Linked DNA regions of Mus musculus: region 2 is linked to region 1. The links are chromatin loops, found by intact Hi-C in ENCODE. Cell type or tissue: gastrocnemius. All regions are shown on one strand.

Evidence for each region. A loop is a pair of places that touch in the nucleus more often than their neighbours do. Peaks named below come from ENCODE experiments on the same cell type or tissue, not always from the same donor. Only the 100,000 strongest peaks of a DNase experiment are listed, where the experiment ranks them.
Region 2: it touches region 1 in a loop (2.9-fold over the local background); 15 of 42 quality-filtered maps call a loop at or near these places.

What each region holds. Positions count from the first base shown.
Region 1 is chr11:11,808,780-11,816,779 of GRCm38, forward strand. It overlaps Fignl1 (fidgetin-like 1), which reads right to left and starts at 183. Exons shown (of 3, transcript NM_021891.3): 1 at 116-183. It overlaps Ddc (dopa decarboxylase), which reads right to left. Exons shown (of 15, transcript NM_001190448.1): 14 at 6,432-6,649; 15 at 5,322-5,738. The coding sequence ends at 6,449. In gastrocnemius, CTCF peaks have their summits at 347 and 3,375 (motif pointing right); DNase peaks (open chromatin) are centred at 210 and 3,372; H3K4me3 peaks cover 1,341 bases; H3K27ac peaks cover 1,366 bases.
Region 2 is chr11:12,528,516-12,536,515 of GRCm38, forward strand. No RefSeq gene overlaps it. Among named protein-coding and RNA genes, the nearest start is that of Cobl, 68 kb to the left of the region's middle. In gastrocnemius, a CTCF peak has its summit at 4,086 (motif pointing left); a DNase peak (open chromatin) is centred at 4,022.

The sequences.
Region 1 (8,000 bases):
CGACAACCCGAGGCCAAGAACGGACAGAAGAAAACAAAACCAAAGTACACCCGGCATGGCAACCACAGCCTCCGCCCGCCGGCTTAGCGGCGAACAGCAGCCTACCGGGGCCCACCTGTGCTCCCTGCCGGGACCGCAGCCACCGAAAAGCGCGCCTTTCGAAGTGCGCCTGCGCGAAGTGACGGCTCGGCCCGCGTTGCGCATGCGTGTAGAGTAAGGGCGGCTGAGCGCGCGCTGCACGCAGCGTGAGGGCGGAGTCTCGGAAGGCCTGAGGTCACCGCCCAGGCCTTAACGCGGGAATTTGGGTTTCCGGCCCGCGCTCTATGAGGGAGATTTAGCCCGCGCGGTGGCGATAAATCTAAGCAAACCCTTGGCTTCCCGTTCACTGCAGCCTTAATATGTTCTTTTTGCCGAGCTAGGTGCTGCAAAGGCACCTAGGCAGAGGCAGTGAGAGAGGAAAGAAAGCTCAGGAGTGTAGAGAGCACGAGTCCCCTGGGAGGGCGAAAGCGGCCCGGGAGGGGGAAGGGGAGGTGTAGCCTCCGGGCCGCCACTCCAGAGCCTGCCCGCCCCGGCGCCCTCCGGCCTTAACCAGTTCAGCAGCAGCTATCAAATAGTGAGACTCGAATACAGGAAGGTTTAGCAAAGGCTACAGCCAGCATTAGACGGAATACCGAGATTACCGAAGTAGTAGCTGGCAGGGGTCCAGTAAGAACTGAAGAGCTTTTTTTTTTTTTTTTTTTTAAAAAAACTAATCGTAGGTAGCTAAAACATGGACAGTCCTGGAGTCACCGAGGGAACTTTCCCCTCATAGCTTTGGGCCCCACCTCACCCCACCCCCACCTCTCTATTACCAACCAAGACGGCTTGCAATTTGGGGAGAGGTCACCAAGGGTTAGGTTCTTAATTGTTTGTATAGGCATAACAAGCCATTGGGTCAGGCTCCAAGCAGTCGGGAGCTGATTGTCAGAGAGGGGAGAGGAGGGGGGCTGTGCTGGGTTGTTGGGTGGTTTTTTTTTTTTTTTTTTTGGTTTCTTTGTCTACAACCCTCATCGCTAAGCCTGCCTGTTTTCACTGGGAAAACTGTACTTTTCTTTTATTCATCCTATCTCCTTCAAATACTGACCAACACTCCTAACCCTGCTTGCTCTACGGCTCTGGGCATTTTTAATCAGGCTGAAGACCTTCCTTACCCATGCAGCCATTCCCAGGCCTGCATTGTTGAGCCTGCCTGCCTTTCTGACCTTTAACTCCAAAAGCATGGTCTCTTTTCCCCTTATCCGTCTGCCTCCTCCAGAGGCTGCCAACATGTCTAGCTTGTCTTATTTTTCCCCTAAATTCAAAATTGCCTTTCGGTTTCCTACTGAGTCTGGGTTTTGTTTTGTTTTAATTATTTTTTTATAAGACCAGGAATCCTGCAAAAAGCAACATTATTCTCTGGCGTCCGTCTTTTTTAAATTGGCTTTGTTAGGCTCACAACCCAGTGTCTACTGTGGAAGAGTTTAAGGCTTAAGCTATGCAAGTAGTAAACTTGCTGACCGAGAACACAAACTGCTTTTGATAGACTCTATTTTCATGGTCAGAAGTTATTGGACCTGCAAGAAAGAAATTGCCACCTAAGCAGACAGAACTGGTCCTTGGTGGGAGAGCTTCTTCTTGTTTATGTATTTATGAGTTTATAACCATAATCTCAGACAATGCTTGTTACAGTTCAGCTGGCTAATTTGTTTTGATCAGAGAAAATAAAATGATCCCAAATAATATGCATCCTCTGCCAGAAAAATTGTGTTTGTAAGCTAGCAAGATGTCTCAGGTAAAGGTATTTATTTCCTGTGCAACCTTGGTGGCCTTAGTGTGGCTTCCAGAACCCACGAAAAAGTGGAAGGATTCAAAACAACTCCACACAGTTGTCCTTTGACTTCTAGGCACATGTCCTTTCCCCACAAACACACAATAATAAGTGTTTATAAAACTGTGTTTGGCCGGGCATGGTGGCACACGCCTTTAATCCCAGCACTCGGGAGGCAGAGGCAGGCAGATTTCTGAGTTCGAGGCCAGAGGTCTACAAAGTGAGTTCCAGGACAGCCAGGGAAACCCTGTCTCAGGGAAGAAAAAAAAAAACTATGTTTGTAAGCAATGTGAGAAGTGGGCTGTTGTAGAGATAGGAAAGAAGATGGGACAAAATTAAATCTGTCTCTTTTTCTGAGATTCCCCGAGTACAGTTGGATCCTGAAATCCACTTCAAACATGCCTTGGTGAAAGAGGACCCGTGAAGATTGGAGATGTAGCCAGCCATTCCTCGGATATACAGTCTAACATGAATGGAACATACAGTCCTAATGAAAAGTTTTCATTAGACGGTGCTCTCCCCTACGACCAGAGGCAGAATTTTAACAAGTCTGACAAAGTTCTCGTTAGCCTTTATATTCCCGAACGGGGCAACCTTCACTCTACAAAACAGAACAAGAGCCGGTACTGGGCAGGAACAGAAGGGTGAGCTTCGTAACGCAGGGAGCCGAGCCTGTCGGAAAGGAGCTGACAGGTTGATTCAGCTCACTTCAGCTCATTTCTCTTGTGAGGTTAGAGCAGACTTAGTCAAGCTGAGGTAGTTTGGCCTCTGGCTGCTGTGAATTTGCTGTGTTTAGGAAAAACTGGTCCATGTGTGGACTCTTCTGCTTCTAGTTTGAACAGGCTATGGGGTCATGCCATAATTCTTCTTGTGACTGTTTATTGCATGTCTGCTTTGGGGAACAACACAAGTTTCTTTAAAAAGACCTTTTCAAATATTACCAGTTTATGCAAGCAACTTACTTTGCTAGTAATTTTGTATTGTTTTTCCCATTACTTTTTACAAGGGTAGGTTATGGCACACAGAGAGAAGTGCTCAAGAAACAGATTTTGATACCAAAGAAGTAAACACTATTAATATTTGGGAATTTATATTATTCATTTAAAAAAATTAATACAGCAATCATTAGGCCAAAATGCTATTGGGTAAGTACCATGTTTCCTCAAATGTGAACTTTCTGAGTAGAATACCAGTAATACCATTTTTGAGTTTATGCCATTGATTGGATTCAATCAATGTTAAAAGTTCAATCCTGCCTTGCCTTGGGGTCTTGTCCTATATCCCTTTCCCAGGTCCTTCTATCTCGGCCTTTTCTGTGTGCTGACTCGTATTCAGTCAGCCTGACTTGGATCTCCAGTTCCAGGAAGCCTTTTCTCTGCTACGTTCTAAACAAGAGATGTTCCAGGATAAGCCTTTTGTTGGCTGTCTGCTGTGTCCAGATAAGTCTAGGGCTTTCTCAGCTCCAGGTTGAAGTGCCTGGAATCAGTGAAAACCTGAGGTCTAGCATCACGCATCACTGCCACCAGAGGTCACTGTGCTCCAGTGAGCAACTGCAGTAGGCACAGATTTAAATGCACTTGCTACGCGTCCCGGCATTCTCAATTCGCTTTTGTTTGGTTGGTTTTGATTTTTCAAGACAAGGTTTCTGTGTGTAGCCTTGACTGTCCTGGAACTCGCTTTATAGGTCAAGGTGGCCTTGAACTCAAGAGATCTGCCCACCTGCCTCTGGCTTCTAAGCACTGGAAGCAGTAAAGCACTAAAGCACTATGCCTGCCTGGCTTTGGAATACTGACTTCTATCTGAATAATGTATAGTTGGGATCAAAGGCAAGGTTTACCCAGGAAGATAAATGGATCTTGTCCCATAAGCACCAAATCCCAACCCCCACCCCCCACCCCCCACTGCCATGCAGCTTACCTCATAGAATTTTTCCTTTTTTTTTTTTTTTTTTTTTTGTTTGTTTGTTTTTTGTTTTTCGAGACAGGGTTTCTCTGTATAGCCCTGGCTGTCCTGGAACTCACTTTGTAGACCAGGCTGGCCTCGAACTCAGAAATCCGCCTGCCTCTGCCTCCCGAGTGCTGGGATTAAAGGCGTGCGCCACCACGCCCAGCTATGGAATTTTTTAAATAGGTATTGAGTTGCTATTTTTAAATGTGGATAGCAGCACCTGGCATAGAGTAAGTGCGGGTGTATGATTTTGTTAACTGGGAGGAAGCGCTTCTTCCTGTTTCTAGGGCTGGGTGTTTTGGTGTCTGAGCACCATGTTGAAGAAAGGCCAAGAAGATGGGATGTGCTGCTAGCAACTTGACACAAAGCTAGAGTCATTTGGGAAGAGGAAAATGCTCTCACTAGATTGACCTGTGGGACATTTTCTTGATTGAAGATTTATATGGGAAGACTGGCCTCACTATAGGCAGTGCCACCCCTGGACTGATGTGGCCTCATTACTGTAAGAAAGCAAACTGAGTAAAACAACATTACCCCATGCCCTCTTCATCAGGTCCTGCCTTGAGTACTTCCTTGACTTCTTTCATTGATGGGCTGTGATGTGGAAGTGGGAGCCAAATCAACCCTTTCCTTCTCTAGTTGCTTTTGATCGTGGTGTTTTATCATAGCACTAGAAACTCTAATAAGACAGTGGATGCACTAAAAATGAGCCGTAGTTAGACAAGACTGTACCCTTCCTGGGTTTGAACATAAGCTGAGATCTTAGACTCTATTCCCTAAAGATTCAGAACGTTTAGATAACCCCTACCTCCCATTTATGCAGTCTAGGATCCAAGCCCAAGGGAAGATGCCACCGGGGGGCTGATTTTCACCACCTCAAGTAACATAATCAATATAATCTCTCAGAGTGTGGCCATATGCAACCTAAATTAGAAATTCCCTGGAGGCATGTCTCCTCGACGATTCTAGATCCTATCAAGTGGATACTCCATATAAACGACCATACCTGTTAGTAACACAAGGACCTCATGTGAATGCCGTTGACAATTCTAAAGTCTCCAAAGGACCAAAATACACTTATGCTGGGACTGCGGAGATGGCTAAGTAGCTAAGAGTGCACACTGGTCTTGTAGAAAACCCACTTGGTTTTTAGCACCCACAATTAGAAGGGTTATAATTGCCTATAACTGTAGCTCTAGAGGATAGAATGGCCTCTTCTGGCCTCCTTGTGCAACATGCACACACGCACACACATATACACACACAATTAAAAATAAATCTACAAAAAAATAACATTTTTCTAAAATCAGAATCATTCCATATAAAGATCAGAGATTATTTGAGTAAATACCTAGAAATTGAACTCATGAAATCTAAGCAGAACTTGAGTGTTGTTAATGATTCTGAATAGTGACTGACATATACCAGGCTTTCATTAAACACATGATGACCAAGTGTCTGAAAGGGTTAGTCAAGTTCACAAGAATGAGTCTGATACAGTGTAAAACAAGACGCTTACTCAATACAGTTAGTATTGCACATAGGTTGTTTATTTAGTATTTAGCCACACAGAGGATAAGTTAACAGCCATAGATATACTCTGAAGGTAAGACCAAAGACTGCCCTGGAAACTATTTCTATAAGCCTATCCTGCCACCAATGACCTTATGAGCACAAAGACATCTTATTATCAACAGAAGTCACGGCCACACAAAGAACAGAAGCTAGAGCCACTGACAATAGCTTTCCACACAGAAAATACTTTTCCCTGGACAATACAGAAAATATTTCTTCATTGATAAGTCACCAAAAAGTCAGTCAGAGGTTTCTGGTTAATGTTGGAGACACACATGACGCCACATGTAATCATGATTTCACGAAGACGGAGTGGTAGTTATTTTTCTCTTTCCAGTTTTCAGATAAACTTCTTTTCAACTTTTGATCTCTATGGGAGAAAAAAAATAGCAAGAACTTAGAGGCTAACTTAGAAATAAGGAGAGCTGGCAATGTAGCTCAGTAGTAGTGCACCTGCCTAGAAGGCCAAGATCCTTGTTCCTTTCCCGATACTACAGAAACAAAAATAAAATAATAAAAATTAGAATTTTCTGTACTTCTAAACTGACTTCAGAGAAGGAATACACTGTTTCTGCAGTGTCCAATACAATAGATCATTTTAACAAAAGAGTTCATGTTACCAATCTAACATCTCTAGTGATAAATTTTATAAATTACTCTGGCTGTGATTCTTCCTCTCTGATAAGCAGCACAGAAGCCTGCCTGCCCTTCCTTACCATCGCACTTTGGGTCTTTCCTGACGGTCACATGAAAATCCCATTTACTGTTTTCATGTAGCTAAAGCTTATTTGGATAGTTGCTTTGGTCAGTGCTGTTTGGGGAAATCTGAAGGGAAAGTATACAGCAAGATCTATACACTATTGTATATAAGCCCACAGAAATGAATACAAATTCACTCTGTAGAATCATGGCACATAACATTCTTTCTGCCACTCCTGACTGACTATGATAGTTTTCTCTTCCTCACTGCACAGCCACTCAGCACTAAGTGGCCATGCTGGGACTGAGCTGGAATCCTGATGCCTCCACAAGGAAACAGATGTCCCTGGTGCAGCTAGCTTACCTGAAGCAGCTCTGCTTTCATTCTTTCTCTGCCCTCAGCACACTGCTTGCTAGATCACTGATGTGTTCCCAGGCCAGCTGCACGTGGGCAGACTCCACAGTGCGAGCGCACACAGCAAAGCGTAGCACAAACTTGTCTCGGAGACGACATGGAACCAAGTGGATTTTTTTGGCGCTGTTTATTCTTTGTAAGAGAGTTTCGTTCAACTCATTGGAGCCCTGGGGGAATTAGAAAGCAGATCCATCGTATAACACAAAGTCTAGTAACACCTAGAGACGGTAGACAATGAAGAAACCATCTTTACTTTTCTTTTACATGTAAGATGGCAGAAAGTTTGATGAAATGACTAACATGGGCTTAAAGAACTTATAAGATAACTTCTCCCTGTGATAGCGTTTCTCAGCAATCTGTATTATCAGAAGTTGACCTTCTTATCCTCCAAGTTTGTTTAAGAAAGATGAAGGTCCCTGGAGGGACTGTCAGCAAATAGATGAGGATAAACTATGTGACCCTGTCTCTGGTACACTAGAGCAGCTTTAGATACATTGGAACCCACGGGAGGTCTCAACAACAGAGACCATGGAGCACCCCAGGCAAGGCTAGCTGTTTCCCAGAAGAATCTCTAAAGGGCATTTGTAAATGCGGGAATGGGGGATTATGGATAATCTCTATACAGCTTCTCTAGAAAGAAAATAGTCAACAAGCTGGAGACAGAGAGGCCAGAGCCCTCCACTCCCAATGACTAACCAGAGATAAGAGGACCTTATCAAACAACACACAGCCAGCCATCACTTTCCAGCTGGGCCCCAAGTAGACAGGCTGGTAGCTGTTCTCTGCCTATTTCTTTACTCCTTTGTATAACTGTCATGAAATGGCTTCCAAGCTGCTAAGCCTTTCCGTCTAGCAAAATGTACCAGGGGCTGGTTTCAGGCTTCACTCCCTAATCATAAGACCCTTGCTAGGCTAGACCACTATTCTGGATTTTAAGGGTCGAGAGGTAGGAGGATACATGGAAAGGAAAGTGTTACCTCTGCCTGGACCATGACAGCTGAACACCTGCTGGATATTGAGAACTGCTCTTGGCCTTGGACAGATTCACATGCTTCTAGCTTCAGGTCTGAGTGTGACATCTAAGAAAATCTTTTCTCTCACTATACGTGAGAGAACTACAGGCTATTCATATTGTTGGTATAGATGCTGTGACTGGACAATAAGGTCCTATTCAAGGAAGGATGATAAACACACACACACACACACACACACACACACATATGAGAGCACACACTTGAAATTCATATAACACAAAAAACAAAAGCCAGTTATTTAGGGGAAAGTTGTGTGCTATTTTCAATTGCTTTAGGTTAGAAAGCACTTCCAAGAAGCAGGACCAGAAAGCAAACAGAAATGATCAGAGATGCAATAATGAAGAGGCAAAAGTAGGGCTAGAGAGATGGCTCAGCAGTTAAGAGCACTGACTATTCTCTCAGAGGTCCTGAGTTCAATTCCCAGCAACCACATGGTGGCTCTCAACTATCTATAATGAGATCCAATGCGTTTTTAAAAAGATTT
Region 2 (8,000 bases), 720 kb after region 1:
AGCTACACATTTCTTTTCTTTATAATGTTAACCTGTCTGAGGTAGAGAGTGTACTACTATAATCCCTGTAACTATTTCTCCTGTTACCACAACTACTGCTTCACCACTATCTCTACTGACCATCACCACATCACTACCACTACTAGCTGTGTCCTTTATAAGCATAAACATGTATTTTTCTTTCTTGTACCTTACCTGACCCTACTGAGACCTTGCAATCTAGTTGGGTCTCAGTGGCTGGTGGGGCTGGAGGTTGGAGACTGGAACAAGGAGGTCCTCTCTGAAGCTCCAGGGTGGTCCCTGGGAAAGCAGCACCTGCAGAGGCTGGGATGAAAAACCTAGAGACAGAGGAAACCCACACCCCTCTGTGAACTCCCACTGAGGGAGCAGAGCCTCTTGTGTATGTCCTGAGAGGAACAGGGGGATGGAGCTGTGCAAACAACAGTGCAGCCCAGCAGACCCACCACAGAACCTCTGTTTAAGGCCCTCCAAGAAGAATTGCTTTTATTCATCACCACGGACTCTGCCCTTCTCGATGCTCATCTCAGTAGACTGACCCAGTGTGAAAATTCGATCCTTCTTAAGTCAGCTTTTGTCCTCACCAATTCCGTCTCCTGGTCCCCTTTCCAGGTTTCTTTCTGCCTCATTCTGCTTCTTCCCCTTTGACCCTTCTTCACAGATGTACCCAGCTGTGTTTACCACCACCCAGCTGTGTTTACCTCCACTCTGTTGCCTGATCCGGAGACCCTAGAGTTACAGGTCAATTGAGAAGAAATGTAAAAGACCAACAGCAATTAAGGCCCAAACAGAACATTCTGGATTGACATTTCTTTCTGCTAACAATAGTGAAATAGAGACCCCATGGAATTCTCAGGAGTAATGTAGTGCCATATTGGCCTCAAATACTTTTTGAACTCAGATACTTATGCAAAAAAAAACCTGAAATATAATTATTTTCCTCATCTTTTATATTGATGCAACAAGAAAAGTTGTTCTGCATCTAATAGTAATCTTTGATTCCTAATGACATCACAGGATACAATTAATCATGTAAGAGTAGAAATATGCAATACCATTCTGCCTCTAACTGCATCTAATGGCAATCTCTGATCCTCACCTATGTGAGAGGATATGATCAGTTATGTAAGAATAGAAGTCTTTAGTACCATTCATGTCTGTTGGGATGTGTTTACTTTTGTTGTTGTAGATCATCCTAATTTGCTTTCTGTTGCTGGGATAAATGTCATAACCTAAACCAACTTGAAAATGTTTTTATTTCAGGTTACCAGTTAGAGTTACTCCTTGAGGGAAGGCAGAGTATGAGCTCAAAACTGGAAGCTGAGGCAGGAACTGAAGCGGAGATCACAGAGGAACTGTTTTGCTTTCTCTGATTTGCTCAGCTACCCTTCTTATACAGCCCAGGTCCACCTGCCCATAGATGATCCTGCCCATACTGGGATGGGCTCTTCTACATCAACAAGAAATTAAGAAAATGCCCTACAGATGTATTCACAAGCCTGGCTGATGGAAACCACCCTTTCACTGAAGTTCTTTCCTCTCAAGTTGTAAAGTTTGTATCAAGTTGATAAAAACTATGGCAGAAATTGGCTGTGGGGCTTCAGATACGCTATTTACTTGCTAAGCTAAGCTAAACACGTGCTGACATAGACCCTAGTTCCTGTCCAAAAAATCCTGAATCACACAAAGTTGGATTTAATGACTGGATCCCAGAAAATGTCAGGTTGACAGATATTATTCAATACTACTGCAGACATACGCCTTCAGCAATGTGTAGGGGCTCAGAAATTAGGGGAAATGACTCTTCCTTCAACATATCTATTTAGAGAAAGATACGGGAAAGAGAGATGGAGAGAGAGAGAAATAAAGACTTCCATACTCAAAGAGACCATTAGGAATCATTATCAGCTAGCTCTATCATGGGGCTTACTTGAGGAATAAATACAAAAGTAAAGGCATTCAGAGACACCAAGCATCCTCTAGATGTTGGATAGTATTAGGGATAATTGATAACTTTGGAATGACTATATGCTTTTTAAAAGTAATATTTGTCCTTTAAAAGAGTATGGTAAAGTGTTTTTAAGATCAGTAACCTGGTGCTAGGGAATTGCTTATTATAATCTGAATCTAAGGGCAGATGAACAGTTTGAGACTGCTAAGATGGGTGACTGCTGTATGGAAACCACTTTCCTTTTTTTTCAGTTCCTCTGTTCTAGAATGTGCATATTCAATGTAAAATAATAATGTTTACCTGATAAGAGAGATACCATGGTCAAGGCATTAGTTTTTAAGGGCCATGCTACTGCCGTTTTGTTGTGCCTGTCCCTGTGGCTTCTTCAAATGTGGGTTATTCAACTGCACAACTTATAATAATGGATGATATTATCTGTACAGAAAATAAAATAATAACAGTCAAATAACAAGCTATAAAGAACAAAGGTGTCTGGGGATACCTCAACAGCCTAACAGAACAGAGCCTGTAGTTTGACATTGACGACAACCAATGTAACAAGTGGGATGTCTGCAATCTATCCAATGATGAGTGACTGGACACTTATGACTAATATTCAGAGGAGGATTTACATGACCTTGCACTTACAAATTTGAAAATCATTGATCGCTGGACTTTGGGTGCCAGGCGTACCGTGAGACAGAATGCTTGCCTTGCTCCATCTCCTCCAAGGACACACTGAAGCTCTCCTGCTCTCCTGTTGTTTCCTGCACAAGCTCACTTCTTCGCTACTTATTAATATACTTCCTACGTTGACAGCTGTCACTTCCTGGAACTGCATACCCTCATTTCTCCAACTCACTGCTCTCCGTTTCTAAGCTTAGTATGTGTGCCTACTAAACTGACCAATTAAAATAGACTGATGTCTGAATGGAACCCACTGAAAAATGTGCCTAATCTATGCTGGCAGAGAAATACTTGCCTGTGTTTTATGATGAGGCAATCCATCACCAGAAACACATTTCTAAAAGCAGAGGTGCTTAAAACACTTTCAGATTACAGAAATGGAGACATGCTTTTAGGTTGCAGTAGCCAGTCACTGTGGTATCAAGTCCTGTCTGATGTATTAATGAGGCCACTTGGGCTGGGTGAAGCCTCCCCTGGGCTGAGGGAAGAGCAACTACTCATGTCTGTTGTGGGCACACAGAACATACAGCCCCTGTTTTCATCTGCCCATCAAATAAGTCTACAGATGCCTAAAACAGCATCTCAATAGGAGAGGCATCATTGGTCTATGACGGTGTCAAAACTGAAGAATATCTGTGTATGTAATTTGTCTAGTATGTGCAAGGCCCTGGTGCAATGCCTAGTAATACACACACACACACACACACACACACACACACACACACACACACAAACAGAGGGAGAGGGGGAGGGAGAGGGAGAGGGAGAGGGAAATTAGCTTTAAAATCTCAGCTATCCCCTTTATTAAATATGTGAACCCTAGCCAAGTTCAGAGAAACAAAAATGATGGACAGTCAGAGAGACACTGAACAGGGGAAGAAAATGGAAAGGGATGTTGGGAGTTAGCAGCCAGAGGGAGGGACACAAGGGCTATAAAGTTTACAAAGAGCCTAAAGCTGGAGCAGAGACTGCTGAGATTATGTGGGAGGCCATCTTTGGGGACAAATTTTGTCTGCATTGGCTTGGGTAGGCCTTATCGCAGTGTTAACTACAACCACGCCCAAGCCTTGAGGCCATCAGAATTTGCACCAAGTTCAGAGGGTTTCTGAAAGGCAGCAAGCTATCCTGCGTGAGCAGCACCATGGAAACAGCATGGCTCTGCAGGGGTGGGAGGTGGGAGGTGGGAGGTGGGGGGTGGCTTGTCAGCTGCATGGTTTGCTTGTGTCTGAGCTTGGCTTCCAGGACTGCTTGCTCCAGTGAGGGCAGGGTAGAGAAGGAAGGTGAGCCACGGAGTGGTTGTTCTGGAAGGCTTTAGCCAATCCTCTGAGAGCAGCTAGCAGGGTTTCCTAGGCAGCTCCCTAGACTGCCCAAGCTTGAGCCAGTAAGAAGGCTTGCTGCAGAACCCTTTGGAAACAAATCTGCTTCCATCTAGTGGTAACTGAGACAACATACAGCGGACAGATGGTAAATGATTGCCTAAGCAAGCCTTATTGCTCTCTTCCAAGCCCAAGGGCAAATCACTTTCCAGATCAGAAGCCTGGTCCTGCAAGGAGAGCCATGTGCCTTCTTCGCCTATAAAGTGCGAAAATCTTGAGGGCTCTACAGCTTCTGGGGCTCACTGGATGGTCGAAATAGACACTTCACAGACCTAAAGAGAAGCAAAGTGTCTAGTCTCATGTGTCTCTGAAAACTTGAATCTGTGCAAAGAGCATCTAAATAGGTAGAGAAGAAACACACACACAAATGATCAAATAGATCTCGGACGAGCAACTATTTGGGATTCAGCAGCAAGCGAGGCTTAAATAATATAGTCAAATCTGTTCAGTACACAACGATTTGTTTTCATTTCTCAGTTTTTCATTGCTTTGGGAAAACCAGTATTTCATGCTTGTTTGGCAAAAGGACATAGGAATAATGCTTTATGTTAAGTTACTTTGATTTCCCTAAAGGGAAAGTCTCTCTAAAGGCAGCCAGGAACTTCTGCGCTTCTCATTCTAAGCCCAGAAACAGTGGATCCAACCAAGACTGGGACACAGAGGCAGAGGTTCAGCAAACACTCTTCAGGTTCTCTGCAGAGAGCGCCTGTTGCTCTGCTCCGCCCTTCATCTTTCCCCTTTCTCCAAAGGGACACATTCTGTGCTCCCCGTTTTTTTTTTTCTGTTTCTTAGATTATTTATTTTTCCAACTACCAACAATTATCCATCCTTCTCCATAACTCCCAACAGCCATTTGGAAGTCACTGAATGTTGGAACCCAAAGGACTCTATTTAAGTCTTTATATCAACACAACGAGTCAATCATTGTGAGGAGCCGCCCTCACAGTCGCCGTTACAAGATGGCGCTGACATCCATTGCTCGTAGTAAAAGGTGGGCAGGCGTCAGGGAATCTTTCCATTACCTGAGCCCTGCCTGTCTCGTGGCGTCATCTGGCTGAAGGTGGGCAGCCAATCCCGGTGGTGCACATCTCCAACCGTACTTCCAACAGTACTTCGCAGCCTATATAAGGGAAGTGTTTTCTGCTCTCTGGGTCTCCTCTCCTGAAGCTGATCATCTATCTCTCAAGATGTATTAAAGCTGTACTGCAGAAGGATCCGAGTGGCCTGCGTGCGTTTTGCTGGCGAGACAGTAGCATGGGTCAAATCATCTTTGAGACTTTTGGACAAGAGATACACTAACTGGTTAATGAGTTTTGACTATTGTAACATTATTTTGGATAGTCACAAGTGTCTTAGTCTATTCATTTACCCAATGGCTTGCTCATACACCCATTTCTTCTGTGCAGTGTCACACTGGTCTTTAATTCCCACAGAATACTCAGGTGCTATGCCACATTTCTTAGCTTTTCTGGTCAGAGGTAGTGGACATGTTCTGGCCAATGGGCTGATTAAGTTGTGCTACACCTAACACTGTATTCTCAACATCTGTATTCCTTTGTGTTGGGAATCTTGGTGATTAGTGTTGTGCTGATAAATGTGAGTCTGCATAATCTATGGTGTCTCACAATATTACGTTAGTATGTGTCATCCTCTATTCTATGTGTATGGGGGGGATTATAATACCTGGCTGTCGCAAGCCAACATGAACTGAAACTGGAGATAGAGCTATCAAATCAAAGTTACCTGCATGCAGAGTTACAGCATGGAGCAGCCATGAAAGTCATTTTTGCTAAGAACAGATCCTACATATGTGAAAGCAAATTGTTAAGTACTAAACCTCAGGGATTGTGTTTGTTGCTGAAGCTCAAACAGGGCTTATTGACTATGACCTCAATATTTGCTACAAGATTTGAGATTTTCAGTGTTCTAAATGACTAGAGAACATATCGCTAATGCCTTCTTCTTGAAGTTCTTTGTTTTGGTATAAAACAAATACAAAAAAAAAGTGTGATGGCCTAGACATGTAGCTCACAGGTAACACAATTCTTACCATATACATGATCTTAGGTGAAATTCCCAGAACACAAAGACATAGACATAAATACAGACAGTCACACACAGACAAATACCACACATGCACACACACACACACACACACACACACACACACACACACACACACCATCATCACCAGCACCACACCACCAGCACCACTTCCCCCACCACCAGACAGACAGTCACACACAGACACATACCATACATAAATACACAACGACAATAACAGACAGACATAGATACAGAGAGACACAGACACAGATACAGACAAGACAGACAGACAGACAGACATCGACAGAGAGAGGGGGGAGGGAGAGAAGGGGGAGGGAGGGAGAAAGAGGGGGGGAGGGAGGGAGAGAGGGGGAGAGGGAGAGAGAGAGAGGGAGAGGGAGAGAGAGAGAGAGAGAGAGAGAGAGAGAGAGAGAGAGAGAGAGAGAGAGAGTATGTTAGGTGAGTTCTTTCTCTCATCCCTCCATACTTGTAATTGTTCTTTAGACTGACTGAAGGAGGCAGGAGACTCGATGAAGAAAGAAAGGATTTTGCTGACTATACACATACCATTGGTTCCTTCAGAGAATGAACCCTCAGATGTTATGCTTGGGAGGCACAGGCCAGAAAGAATGTGCTTGACCTCAGACTCCAGAGAGAATCACATTTTTCACATGTGTCAGCCTGGAGCAGTGATCTGGGAACAATGTAGACAGCATGAGGTATGGCTGGGGGTTTGATGGAGACAGTACACCCCCTCTGGCTTTAATTATGAGGGTCAGGCACCTCTAGTACATTCATAATCAGATGTCCAACAGAAGAACGGATCTTTTCTCATGAGCACAGCCCCATTGCCAATGCTACTGATGTTATTGGTCTGGGATTGTTCAGAGATTCACTAATCTGACAATGAATAAGATTTTAATAAGTAACTTTTATTTAGATACTGGACTGACTGGCTCCTGGACTACACCTGAGACAGTGCCCCAGATACAACATTTACCCATAGCATCACAGTGGGACTTACAAAGCCCAAAACCCCCAAGATTACACGGATTATGCCTACATGTAGGCAGGAGCTTATTATTTTTTTTAAAATATGTCTTATATTTGTTCTACTTATCTTTTTGAGCAGACTAAGCAAGATTGATTATAAAAGCAGAAGTAGTTGTTAACCTTATGACCTAGTATTTTGCAAGAGCAACAAATTTTACAAGATCAGTCAGTTTAAGAATAATCTTCAAGAAAGTACCCAAGGAGCTGAAGGGGTCTGCAACCCTATAGGTGGAACAACAATATGAACTAACCAGTATCCCCAGAGCTCATGTCTCTACCTACATATGTAGCAGAAGATGGCCTTCATTGGGAAGAGAGGCCCCTAGGTCTTGCAAACTTTATATGCCCCAGTACAGGGGAATGCCAGGGCCAAGAAGTGGGAGTGGGTGGGTAGGGGAGGGTATAGGGAACTTTTGGGATAGCATTTGAAATGTAAATAAAGAAAATATCTAATAAAATAAAATTAAAAAAAAGAATAATCAACATCGGGTGATAAAAGGAAGTGGGTTGCTAGGGTAGAGCTTGTACTAGCTAGGTAGGGTCTTACATGTTAGAGGCATTTTTGCCTTCTTGTCTCTCAAGCATAGTCAGTTTAAACTTTAAAGGTAGTGTTAACTATCACACTGAAATGCCTAAAAATTACATGAATATTTAGGGGGGGAAACCAGGAAATTTCAAGTGACTCAGATTTAATTTGAACAATTTGTCATCTTCCCTTGTCAGCAAGGGAAAATCATACCCGAAATAGAGATGACGTTAGTAAAGATACACTTTTGTACATGAGTTTTATGGAAGGAAAACTGTCCCCATCATAATGGTACAGTCTTGCTCACTGCTTGTATTTGTTGTCTATTGCTGTGTGACAAATT